Regions from separate parts of the Homo sapiens genome. Here all the other regions are linked to region 3. Evidence: chromatin contacts called from ENCODE Hi-C data. All regions are on one chromosome and are shown on one strand. Each heading gives the region's core, a stretch centred on a gene start or an enhancer-like site at or near the end of the contact. The rest is flanking DNA. Distances are from core to core; before and after follow the strand shown. Region 1 has its middle 68 kb from the start of LINC01673. Region 2 holds the start of LINC00113 (long intergenic non-protein coding RNA 113). Region 3 holds the start of LINC01697 (long intergenic non-protein coding RNA 1697).

Region 1 (3,815 bases), core at 1,299-3,798, 480 kb after region 3:
CATGACTCTAGGAGTGAGCGTTAGAAAGATAATGTGTTAGAATTACTTGGAGACTAAGAAAGAGGAAAAGAGAAATATTGTCACACTACTAAGGAGCGGCTTGGTTAGTACTCCTGTGTCTATTGTCCCTTGTTTATTTATTTCAATTGTTAGAAAACTATGCATTTATACTCAATCCCTGGAAAGTACCCAAACACACATGCTTTTTAAATTTATATTTTTAATGAGCTGTATGAAAAAAACTGGTACATTTTCCCAGAGGTGGGCATAGCCTAACTGCTGAAAAATACCATGAGATTCAAACCAATGTTCTCTGATCAGAAAAGTTTACCAAAGCAAAGTAACCCCATTCTGCAAAAGTTGAAATTTGCCATTAAAGTCAAGTAAGAACTGTAATGTCCATGCATTTGATCAATAAACTCCTGCTAAATATATCATCATTTCAGTTAGTTTGAAATGAACTCAAATGGTCCTTTTAATTGAGTGAAGGTAACTATTTACAAACAAGTGTGCTTCCATATAAAAGTGACACAACTAATTCTGAAAATTACCTAATTTGAAAATTCTCCGTTATCAAGAAACTGTCATTAAGGCAATAACATAGAGCTCATAATAAACATTATAATGAATATGAGTAGACTTTTGTTGTGAAAAACCTACTTAAAGGCAGTTTGTTACAAAAAGCCTATATCAAAAATTTTTAGGAAAAATTTTAATTAAAGATAAGTGGATTTATATCTATTTCCCTTCTTAACTTCTTGATAACTCTAGGTTCCATGGTAAAATCAATGGAAAAATGTATAACCTTGAGGAGTTACATGACAAGGGCCATTAGATGTTAAAATAATTTTCTCAGACTGGGGTAGGTAGCTCATGGCTAGACTTACATGTTTTGCCAACTAGATAGAAGCCACAACAGCTGTGAATGAAACATTATTCAAACATTTGAGGTTCTGTCACTCATTCTTCAACAATGTCAAGCTTTCCACTTGTGTAAGCTTGTTTTGGTTTGTTGATGTTTATATCCAGGAGACAATTTGACTCCCTGATGAAATATTCTAGATATGCAAAGACTTTTTCATGTAGAGTTAAGGAAGTTAATATACCCAAGTAAAAGAAACTGATGTCATTCAATAGTACCAGAAAGCCCATCATTTAATTGATAAGGGCTCATTGTATTTGTAATGCAACATCCAAAAACACGACTTAGCATCAAGATTTTTGCCATTCGTGCCTATTCCGTGTGTATGTTCTCACTCCTCACTTCATTCTCTTAGACCGCTGACATTTTCTGCTGCTGATTTTGGGGTCTCTCTAATACTTTGGTCTGCCTTAACAATGTATTAGGTTGGTGTGAAAGTAATTAACGATTGTTGCCATTAAAAGTAATGGTAAAAAATACAATTACTTTTGCACCAACCTAATACAACAAACTGATTTAAAAACAAACAGAAATGTATTTTCTCACAGTTCTAGGGGTTAGAAGTCCAAAATCAAAATATAGCCAGGGCCACACTCTTTCCAAAGGAAGGAGAGAATACTTCCTTTCTTCTTGTACCTCTGGGGGCCCCTAACCTTCCTTGGCTCGTGGGAGCATAACTTCAATTTCTGTCTTTATCTTCAGGTGACCTTCACCTCTATGTCTCTGTGTTTTTTCCTCTTCTTATAAAGGCATCAGTCTTTGTAGTTAGAACCCATACTAAGTTCAGAATTATGATTTCATCTGAAGATCTTAATTACTTGCATCTGAAAAGATCATTTTCCCAAATAGAATCACATTCTGAGGTTCTTGTGGACTTCAATTCTTGGGAGTCACTAATTCATGACACATTATTAGTAATTTTCTTCTCAGATATTTAGAATTAATTTAACAGAATCCTAAGGCTTGTGTAGCTCTACACTTTTGTGGAAAGCCAACATCCATCTTTGGCAAGAAACTATAAGAGGGTACCATTTCCAATTTTCTACTTACCAGAAAAAATAAAACAAGTACTAATATTTACTCCATCCCACACCACTGTAGTGATATTAAGCTATGTCTCTGGCCAGTGTTTTGGATTCCACATCCCAAGAATTCTTGTTATATGATGGAATGTGCCAGTTGGCAGGCCTGCAGAATTACAGCTTCTGGTGCAACAGCTGTGTCTTGATGTGTGTCCTCAGTTGAAAGAGAGGCCCCAGAGCAGAAATTCTTCGCTACTTCCAAGATAGACTAAAAGAAGGAATCAACACAGTTGGACATGAATGTCTGTTCCTGCTGACATCACTGAAATAAACATGTTATTTGGCAGGGCAACAGTGTATGTGAGCTGGGGTAGAAGGGGTAATGAGTCAAAGAGCCCCTAACCAACAGAGCCTAAAGGAAAGCTTGTGTGCTAATACTTTAGGAATGGGTGCAGTACCAGGTCATTAAGGTTGAGGGGAAGAAAATCACATACAAGTTGGCATGCTACTGAGCTGGCCCCAGGAAGCTCGACTGACTAATGAGTGATGCAGGGTGCCTGTGCAGAGGCCAATGAAAACACCTTCTCCACAGTGATCCTGTGGGGGAGAGAGTGAGTAAATGTGAAGACATAATTTGTTGGCTCCTCAATTTCTCCTGACTCTCAGTGGCCGAATATACCCTAATGGTCTGAAATCCTCAACATTTCTGGACTGTGTTACCTAGTCCCACCTTGAAAGTAAGTGGGGAGGCCAGATTCTTCCTGGGTTTAGGTAGCTTTGCACTGGGCATTGCAGTTATTACAGCTTTCATGACAGCAGGTAAGGAGAATATGCTGCTGTCTGGCCCATGCCAGGAGGGAGGCTGAACTAGCAAGCAGCGTCATGAGGTGAGGCATGGAAAGTGACAGAGAGCTGGGATACTACATTGAGCAAGTGGCAGAGGCCTGGAAGGAACGAGTAGGTTTGAGAAAATACCCTCAGGAAATACCAGAGTTCACTGGTAATAAATAATGGACAAATTTTAGTCAACTTCTCAATCCTTATAAGAATAAGCAGGGCATATCACAAGAACTATTTGAGCCAGAATTACTCTAGTAGGTCTAGTTACCAGCACAGCTCAAATAATTACTTTGAATTAATATTTACACTGTTTTCCAAATCTTGATACCAGGGTACATTACCTAACAAGAAACCAATTCCTTAGGAGAGACCCATCTAATCAGACAGTGGCTTTCTTCATCAGCTTGGGTTGTTATAACACATTACCCTAGACGAGGTGACTTCGACAGCAAACATTTCTCATAGCTCTGGATGATGGCAGTTTGAGATCAGGGTTCCAGTCTCATCTGAGATCAGTTTTGGTGAGGGTACTCCTCCACTCCATAGGTGGCTATCTTCCCACTGTCTTCTCATGTGGGACAGAGAGAGAATGAGAGAGAGTGAGAGAGAGAGAGAAACAGAGAGAGAGAGAGAAACAGAGAGAGAGAGAGAAACAGAGAGAGAGAAACAGAGAGAGAGAGAGAAACAGAGAGAGAGAGGCAGAGAAGAAGAAGCAAGCTGTTTTCTGTCCTTTTTAAAAAAATAAGGGCACTTATCTCATCATAAGGAATCTCCTCTCATGATCAAATTCCTCCCAAAGGCCCATCTCAAATTACTATTACATTGTACATTAGGATTTCGACATATGAATTTTGGGGAGACACATTCAGTCCATAGTAGTGGCCTCCAGCATCCATCCCTGTGTTTCCTTTGCTCTTCAATATCCTCTGGAAACACACCTCCATACTACACAGACTTTACCTATTGTTTTCTTCTCTCTCCTCATCTTATCCTCCTTTCTGATTCTCGACTGTGGTGGACACAAATTCTCA
Region 2 (3,990 bases), core at 32-2,531, 330 kb after region 3:
GATATGGAGAGCTAAAATGTTCATGAATATCAAGCAGAACATGGACTAAACTAGTAGAAGACTAAAATAATTCTTTTATGAGTTTTTGCTTAAAATGTTGTTAATCCTTCGTTTTTAAAAGACAAGAAAATTTTCTTTTGCATTATTTACAGCTTTTAAAGAATTGAGTAAATAAATTATACTACTATCAACATAATTTGAAGCATAATGTTTTTTCTTCCTACCTGATTTCTCCTGAATTTGAAAACTATTTGTGAATATTCTTAACTCATGGCAATACAGTTATTTGCATAAATGCAATATGAATCTATTTTCTTTTGCAACAGGACACAATTAGAGACACTGGTTATTTTATCAAGGCTTTGACTGAAATAATGTGCATTTCTTTAAGGAACCAAATTTGACTTATAGAGACAATAAAACCCCTTGGGAAAACTGGCCTCACACCTTGTCTACACAGTCCCTGTACAGGGTTCCTGACATAAGTAAAAAATGTCACTTTCTGGAAAATGATTATTCTTGCTGTGATTCATGCAAATAATCTGGCCAAGTGTAATAAGACTAGAACTTATTTTGCAAGCACATCAGTCCTATCAGGATTTATTTTTCATAAAAATAAGATCTGGAGAGAGAAAAATTATGTTTGAAGAACTATGGTACACCTGTGATTAAGTTCTAGCCTCATCAGTTGTTTTTGAGTTTTTGTCTGCAATTTAGACTCACCCTACTTACTCCAGTGAACCAACTAGTAGTGATCTCTGGCTGCAGCTCAGAAGAAACAAAAGGGATGGGTAATGAAAAAATCTGCTTCAGTATTGCAATTCTTGGCACATATTGGAATTGGCTAGCACCCCCACACGCCCAATTCTTAGCAGTTATGACTATAGCCACCAGCTACCTGGGTGTGTCAGCTGTCATCACCCCCTTACTTCATTTTAACATTCTGCTAAATCTAATAACCTGATTTGTCTTCTCTTGCCTTCAGGCCATCAAGCTCTAGATGATCATTATTGAGGGATACCATCCTCTCAATATTTAAGAGTCACCCTCCTGCAGGAGACCCCTAGACTGCCCATCAGTGAGACATGACAGAAGTAAAATCCTGCCTGTGTCTCCTTTGGACCTGGCTGGATACTGCTTTCACCAGCTCACAAAGCAAACCCTTCCCTGGCAACTAGCCAAAGGCCAAGACCCACAGAACCACCATTGCCCCTCTGTGAGAAGGAAGCAGTTACAGAAGACTGACCTTCATCCATTTTTCTCCAAAGAATTGAGGTCTTGGACTCTTGAAAGGGAAGTTGTTACAGTAGGTAGCTAGTCACACACAAGAAGGGTAGGAGAGCACTCCCACTCTAGGAATGTCAGGCATCCATCAGGTGATGGTCAGGTGGTTAGTAAACCATCTCTCTAAATAACAAATGGTCACAGCCAGTGCCAGGGAAAGGCAGTCTCCCAAGAAACAGAAACACCTGAAACTGGTGATAAGCAGCTTTCTAATAAGATCTCAGGAGTTGAGTGAGTGGGCTTGGGCATGTGCACTAAGAGGTAAAATGGAAGAGTTTAACTGGTATATTACCACCAAGGGACATTTGGCTGGTAAGGGGAGAACACCTCAATTGAGCATGTGTACAGGTCCAGTAAACACACTGTGCATGCTCCCCTCCCAAGTGCTGGCAGTTCACTGCACATGTGACAGCCCACCCCAAGGGAAGAATCAGGAGAGAAGGGATGCGAGATCCTGGAAGTATGCTAATGTATAAAATCCCAAGTCCAAAGGTCAAACCGTGCACTTTATCTCTCATGTCACCCACTTGTTCCTCTTCCAAGTGTACTTTACTTCCTTCCATTCCTGTTCCAAAGACTTCTGATAAACTTTCACTCTTGCTCTAAAATTTGCTCTGGTTTCTCCTTCTGCCTCTTTGGTCAATTTGTTTTTCCTGAAGAGGAAAAAACTAAGGTTGCTGCAGACCCATATGAATTCAGTAACATTATTGGTGCCATACATTTTAAATCTACTTATAAATTTTATAATTCAACCTTATATTTTTTGCATTAAATTGTCAATTTTCTTTTAAAGAAATTAAAAGAAAGCTCTTATTTTTAGTGGTCTTTATTTCTTCCTGTGAATCTCTGTCACTGTCTATAGTCATTTCACTTTATTCTGAAGTATTTATTTTAGCATTTCTTATAGTACAGAACTTGAGAAATATATCTTCTCAGCTTTCGTTTACCTAAAATATATATTTATTTAACCAAATAAGTTATTTTTGACTTGATGCAGCATGCTGATTTAAAATTTTTGTTTTTATTTTAAGGAATTTAAAGATAAGATTCCTTTTCTTCTTATTTTCATTTTTTTAATGTGACATTAGCAATTATTTATGTATTTGTTCCTTTGTAAATTTTGTGTATTCTCTCATTTACTGTTTCCAATACTTTTATTTTTGTCTTTTTTTCCCCCTAAGAGGGAAAAGATGTACAAATGAGATCTCATCCTTGCCATTCTCCTTTTCAAGGGCCAAACTCCATCCAGGATTTGCTCATTTGTGTCTAGTCTCCAATGTCTTCAAACTTTTTTTAACTCTATTTGTTCAAAGCTTATTTGTTACTTATTTATTTATCGACTTATTTATGTATTGGAGACAGGTTTTTACTCTGCTGTCAGTGCTGGAATTTAGTTTATTTATTCTCTTTCTAATGGATAGTCTGATACAAGCTACTCTAAAATTTCTGCAATCAGAACCACTACTATATGTTTGCTTTTGCAATTATATTCGGAAATACCTTCTAGAAAATCTGGGATACATAGTGAAAATGTGGGCAAAGTCTTCATTCATAGAGGTTTTCAGTAACTAGATTAGTCTGTTTTCATCACTGTAAAGGAATACCTGAGACTGGGTAATTGATAAAGAAAAGAGGTTTATTTGGCTCATGATTCTGCAGTCTGTACATGAAACATAGTGCCAATATCTGCTTCTGGTGAGGGCCTCAGGAAGCTTACAATTGATGGAAGGCAAATGGGGAGCAGATATATCACATGATGAGAGAGAGGAAGAGAGAGGAGAAGAAGGTGCCAGGCTCTTTTATACAACCAGATCTCACTTGAACTCAAATTGAGAGCTTACATATTACTTCAAGGATGGCACCAAGCCATTCACGAGGGATTTGTCCCCATGACCCAAACACCTTCCACAGGCCCCACCACTAACTTTGGAGATTACATTTCAACATGAGATTTAGAGAGGACAAAATATACTAGCCATATTATTCCATCTCTGGGACCCCAAATCTTATGTTCATCTCACATTGCAAAATACAATCATCCCTTCCCAATAGTCTTTAAAAGCCTCAGCTCATTCCAGCATCACTCAAAAGTCCAAAATTCAAAGTCTCATTGGGGACTCAAGGCAAGTTTCTTTCACCTATGAGCTTGTAAAATAAAAAATAAAAAAAGAAATTAATTATTTACTTCGAGATGCAATGGCGGTGCAGGAATTGAGTAAGCATTGTCACGCCAAAAGGGAGAAGTCAGCCAAAAGAAAAGGACAACAGGCCCCACACATTTCTGAAACCCAGCAGAGCCGTCATTAAATCTTTAAAGCTCCAAAATTATTTCCTTAACTCTGTGTCCCACATCCTGGGCACATTGTTGCAAGGGGTGGACTCCCAAGATGTTAGGCATTTTTGCCCCTGTGGCTTTGCAAGGTGCAGCACCTGTAGCTGCTCTCGCAGGTTGGAGTCCAGTGCCTGTGGCTTCTCTAGGCACATATGGAAGTTTCCAGTGGCTCTATTATTCTTAGGTCTATGGGACAGCAGCCCCCATCCCATTGTTCCACTAGGCAGTGCCTTGGTGGGGACTGTATGGGCTCCAATTCCACCTTTATCCTTGGAATTTCCCTAGTACAGCCTTTCTACAGGGGCATTGCCTCTGTGGCAGGTTTCTATCTTGGCATCCAAGCTTTCCAATACATCCTCTGAAATCTAGGTGGA
Region 3 (3,985 bases), core at 9-2,508:
TCCCCAAAAGGTATATGTTTCCACCTTAAATTCCTGTAAATAAAATTCTTGTGATAGCTTCTTAAAAAGTAAGAGAAAAGAAAGAGAAAACTGATTCGTTTCTACTTGGAGCTTGATTTCAAATATGTAAACCCCAACTACGTAATTCTGTACACAGGAATCTCATTATTTATTTTCATAGTTGCTGCTTTATTTAAAATTTTGTCTCTAAAGTTTATATTTGGCAAGACAAATAAAAATAAGCTGGTTTATAATTTTTCTTATTCTAAGATGTGCATGTGTATATGTGTAAATATGTTTTAATTTCTAATGGCCTGTCCAGATGAAGGTATCACTCCTGGAGACATGGCAACCCATATGAGAATGTTTATATACACTGGGGTGGAGAAGAACAGCCATGCCCAAATCCTAATTTAAATCACCTTCACCTTTGAAATGTTAAAACTGTATGTGTCTTTTTCAGTTTCTCTCTGCTCCTCCTTTTCTCCTATGCTCTTGCTCAGAAAACATTTAATTTCAACTCAGGTGTATTTATTAGAAAGAATCCTTCCATTTTAATTTTTTTGAAAGTCATTGGAAGCAGATCCTGTGTCCTTATAAAATTCCACAATAAAACATTTACTTTTGTAAGCTATGTGTATCTAGATGGTGATATTATTGTTAGGAAATAAAAGGAGAGCATTTGGTAACTATGGCAACATGATATGTTTCAAAAGAAATATGGACTCTTTTTCCTTGAAGAAATTAGATATTTTCCTTGACTGGTACTTAGGGATCCAAGTCTAGAAGAGAAATAGGATTTTTTAAGGCTCACTATTTTAGTCTTTTTTTTTTTTGGAAATTGTTCACCTAGCCACATCTGACAAAATAAAAGATTAAATTTGAGGCTGCAGAAACAAAATTGCAGTTGTAATTTGCCAGCACCTAGTCCATGTTAGGGTAAACAAACACAGTCAATTCCCATTTATCTAAAGTTTAAGCAATAATAATTTTCAAAAATGGAATTTCTTGCCGTATTATTTTTTCTCCAAAACGCACAAAATGAGAATGTGTTAGTCTAGTCTCATGCTGCTGATAAAGACATACTGAAGACTGGGCAATATAAAAAGGAAAGAGGTATAATGGAGAACTCACAGTTCCACATGGCTGGGGAAGCCTCACAATCGTGGCAGAAGACAAGGAGGTGCAAGTCACATCTTACGTGGATGGCAGCAGGCAAAAAGAGAGCTTGTGCAGAGAAACTTACATTTTTAAAACTATCAAATCTCATGAGACTCATTCACTGTCATGAGAACAGCGTAGGAAAGATCCACCCCCATAATTCAATCACCTCCCACCCGGTTCCTCCCAGGACATGTGGGAATTGTGGGAGTTACAATTTAAGATGAGATTTGGGTGGGGACACAGCCAAACCATATCAGAGAATATTCTTTATATAGAGATATATTGAAAAATGTTACTTCTGGTTTCAGTCATTACACAATAATAGAGTCCGACTTCTAAGTCAATAGTTTTAAACGAACAATTTATTTTCACCACAAAGATTCCAAAACACTATGTGACTGTGAATTATCATCCTAATCAGATTAATTTTTTGATATAATTTTAGGGTTAGTTTGGATTATTAGTGTGTGAGTTCTGTGAAAATTATGACAGTAAAATATGCCTGTAGCCATCAGCCTATAACAGGAGATCTCATTGTGAGCTCAAGGAAGAAGGAAACACACTGAAATTTCTATATTGGTGCAGGATGATGGTAATTGCAAGAAAGGGCTTAAATAAAACAGTAGTATAAAACTCAATCTGATACAAAAAAGTCAGCGGCAAGACAAAAATAGTTTATAAATATAAAATAAGGAATCAAATCTAAGCTTGTGCGTGAATAAGATTAAAAAATTATCAAATTCATGTTCAGTATGGTAGGAGTGACCTAGACAAAAGATGAGGAAGAAAGAGTGACTATCTAAGTAATTTTATGGGATTATTATGACTTTTAAAAATATTTGATCTTTTGAACATCTCACAGGATAAAATATTGAATTAATTAGAATATTTAGTTGACTGAAACACCCATTTTCTTACTTATTTTAAAAAACTGAATTTTAATGTATATAAGTATAGATTAATGAATGTATACATAAACACAGAGAAAGAGAGAGAGAGAAAAAAACATTCTCTGCATATTGCTTCTTCTTGCAAGAATGTTAAGAACAAACATTTTTCTTTATGTCTCTCTCCAATTAAGTTAAAGATGGTGGAGCTGCATACTAGTTGCTATTATAATAGCTTTTTCATAACATTTTGTTCACAGTTGGGAAAAACAAATGAGCAAATAAACATTGAGATGTAAAAGCAGTGTACCACTACCTTTAACGTACCAGTCTTTATTAGGTAAGAGAGTGTTTTGATGTGTATATTATCTTCTGCTTTATAAGGTAGCTTACTTTCACCTGCTTAGGTGGGAACAGATAGATGATAGATAGATAGATAGATAGATAGATAGATAGATAGATAAATAGCCAGATAGATTAGGTAGATATATAGACATATAGGTAGATGGATAGATAGTGTCTTAGTCCGTTTTGTGCTAATGTAGCATGCCTTAGACTGGGTAATTTATAAAGAACAGAGACTTATTTCTTACAGTTCTCGAGACTGGGAAATCCAAGGTTGAGGAACCTACATGTAACAAGGACCTTCCTTCTGTGTTATCCCATGGTGGAAGGCAGAAGAGCAAGACAGCATGTATGCATGTGACAGAGAAATAGGAATAGTGCTGAACTAATCCTTTTATCAAGAACTCACTTCCTAGGTAGCTAACCTACTCTCAAGATAATGGCATTAATCAATTCATTCAGCAGAGCACTTGTAACCTAAGTTACCTCTTAACAAAAACATTTTTGTCAACTAAAGTACAGGGTTCATGAGACAAATAAAATTCATTTATATCGTATATAAAGTAACTTAGGTTAGCACATTTTCTTCCTCTACCAACTTCAGTGAGGTTGTGTCACACATGTGAAATACAGTTAGATTTTTTTTTTGCTTAGATGGTGTCAGGGATCTCCAGACATACTATATGTTTCTTTTTAAATTTGCGTACATTAAGGTTTACTATTTCTTCTGTAAAGTTCTGTTGGTTTTGACAAATACCTAATGCCATGTATCCACCATTACAGTATCATACAGCATATAATCATAGCTTTATTGACAGAAGAATCATTTGTGCATCAATTATTCTTCCATCCTCCTTTACTCCCCACAAACATTTGGCAACCCCTGATAGGTTTCTTTCTTGTGGAATGTCACATAATCAGAATCACTAGTCTGTATCCTTTTCAAATTGGCTTATTTCACTTAGAAATTTGCATTTAAGATTCTTTCATTTTTTTCATGATTTGATTGCTCTTATCTTTTTATCATTGAATATTATCTCACCATATGGATGTATCACAGACTATCTGTTCTCCTCTTGGGGAACGTCTTGATTGCTTCCAGTTTGGGGTAATTATGAATAAAGCATCTATAAAAATATAAATAGAATTTTTGTGGGCAAAAATTAACAAATCAGTTTAGTAAAAATCTAGGAGCATGCTTGCTGAATTATATGTTTAGCTTGATAAGAAATTGAAAAGCTCAGGAGGCTGAGGCAGGAGAATGGCATGAACCCGGGAGGCAGAGTTTGCAGTGAGCTAAGATTGTGCCACTGTACTCCAGACTGGGCGACAGAGTGAGATTCCGTCCCAGAAAAAAAAAAAAAAAAAAAAAAAGAAATTGAAAAGTTGTCTTCCAAGGAATCTGTACAGTTTTTCATTTCCACCAGAAAAGAATGAGAGTTCCTGTTACTCTGCATTCTTCTCAGTATTAAGTATTATCAGATTTTTAGATTTTAGCAATTCTAATAAATAAGTAGTGGTTCCTAATTGTTTTAATTTGCAATGTTCTGGTAACAAATGATGTTGACCATCTTTATTTTCTATCTGTG

The links. A loop is a pair of places that touch in the nucleus more often than their neighbours do. Pooled maps may share reads with other maps.
Region 1: a loop to region 3 is called in a map of mammary epithelial cell, with 12 times the contacts of the local background. The contact joins the enhancer-like site here to the promoter of LINC01697 in region 3. A Hi-C loop is called at or near these places in 6 of 168 maps with a recorded cell type or tissue (Caco-2, IMR-90, chondrocyte and 3 more) and 13 of 50 pooled maps.
Region 2: a loop to region 3 is called in a map of left cardiac atrium, with 4 times the contacts of the local background. The contact joins the promoter of LINC00113 here to the promoter of LINC01697 in region 3. A Hi-C loop is called at or near these places in 1 of 168 maps with a recorded cell type or tissue (left cardiac atrium) and 2 of 50 pooled maps.

The regions. Positions count from the first base shown.
Region 1 is chr21:27,569,069-27,572,883 of GRCh38, reverse strand. No RefSeq gene overlaps it. Among named protein-coding and RNA genes, the nearest start is that of LINC01673, 68 kb to the left of the region's middle. Within about 2 kb of position 2,548, at least 12 of the 41 ENCODE cell types and tissues checked have a DNase peak (open chromatin) inside an H3K27ac peak, as active enhancers do; they include IMR-90, heart right ventricle and mammary epithelial cell, where a contact is called at or near this core.
Region 2 is chr21:27,719,670-27,723,659 of GRCh38, reverse strand. It overlaps LINC00113 (long intergenic non-protein coding RNA 113), which reads right to left and starts at 1,281. Exons shown (of 4, transcript NR_024357.2): 1 at 1,247-1,281.
Region 3 is chr21:28,045,687-28,049,671 of GRCh38, reverse strand. It overlaps LINC01697 (long intergenic non-protein coding RNA 1697), which reads right to left and starts at 1,258. Exons shown (of 5, transcript NR_126010.1): 1 at 1,135-1,258.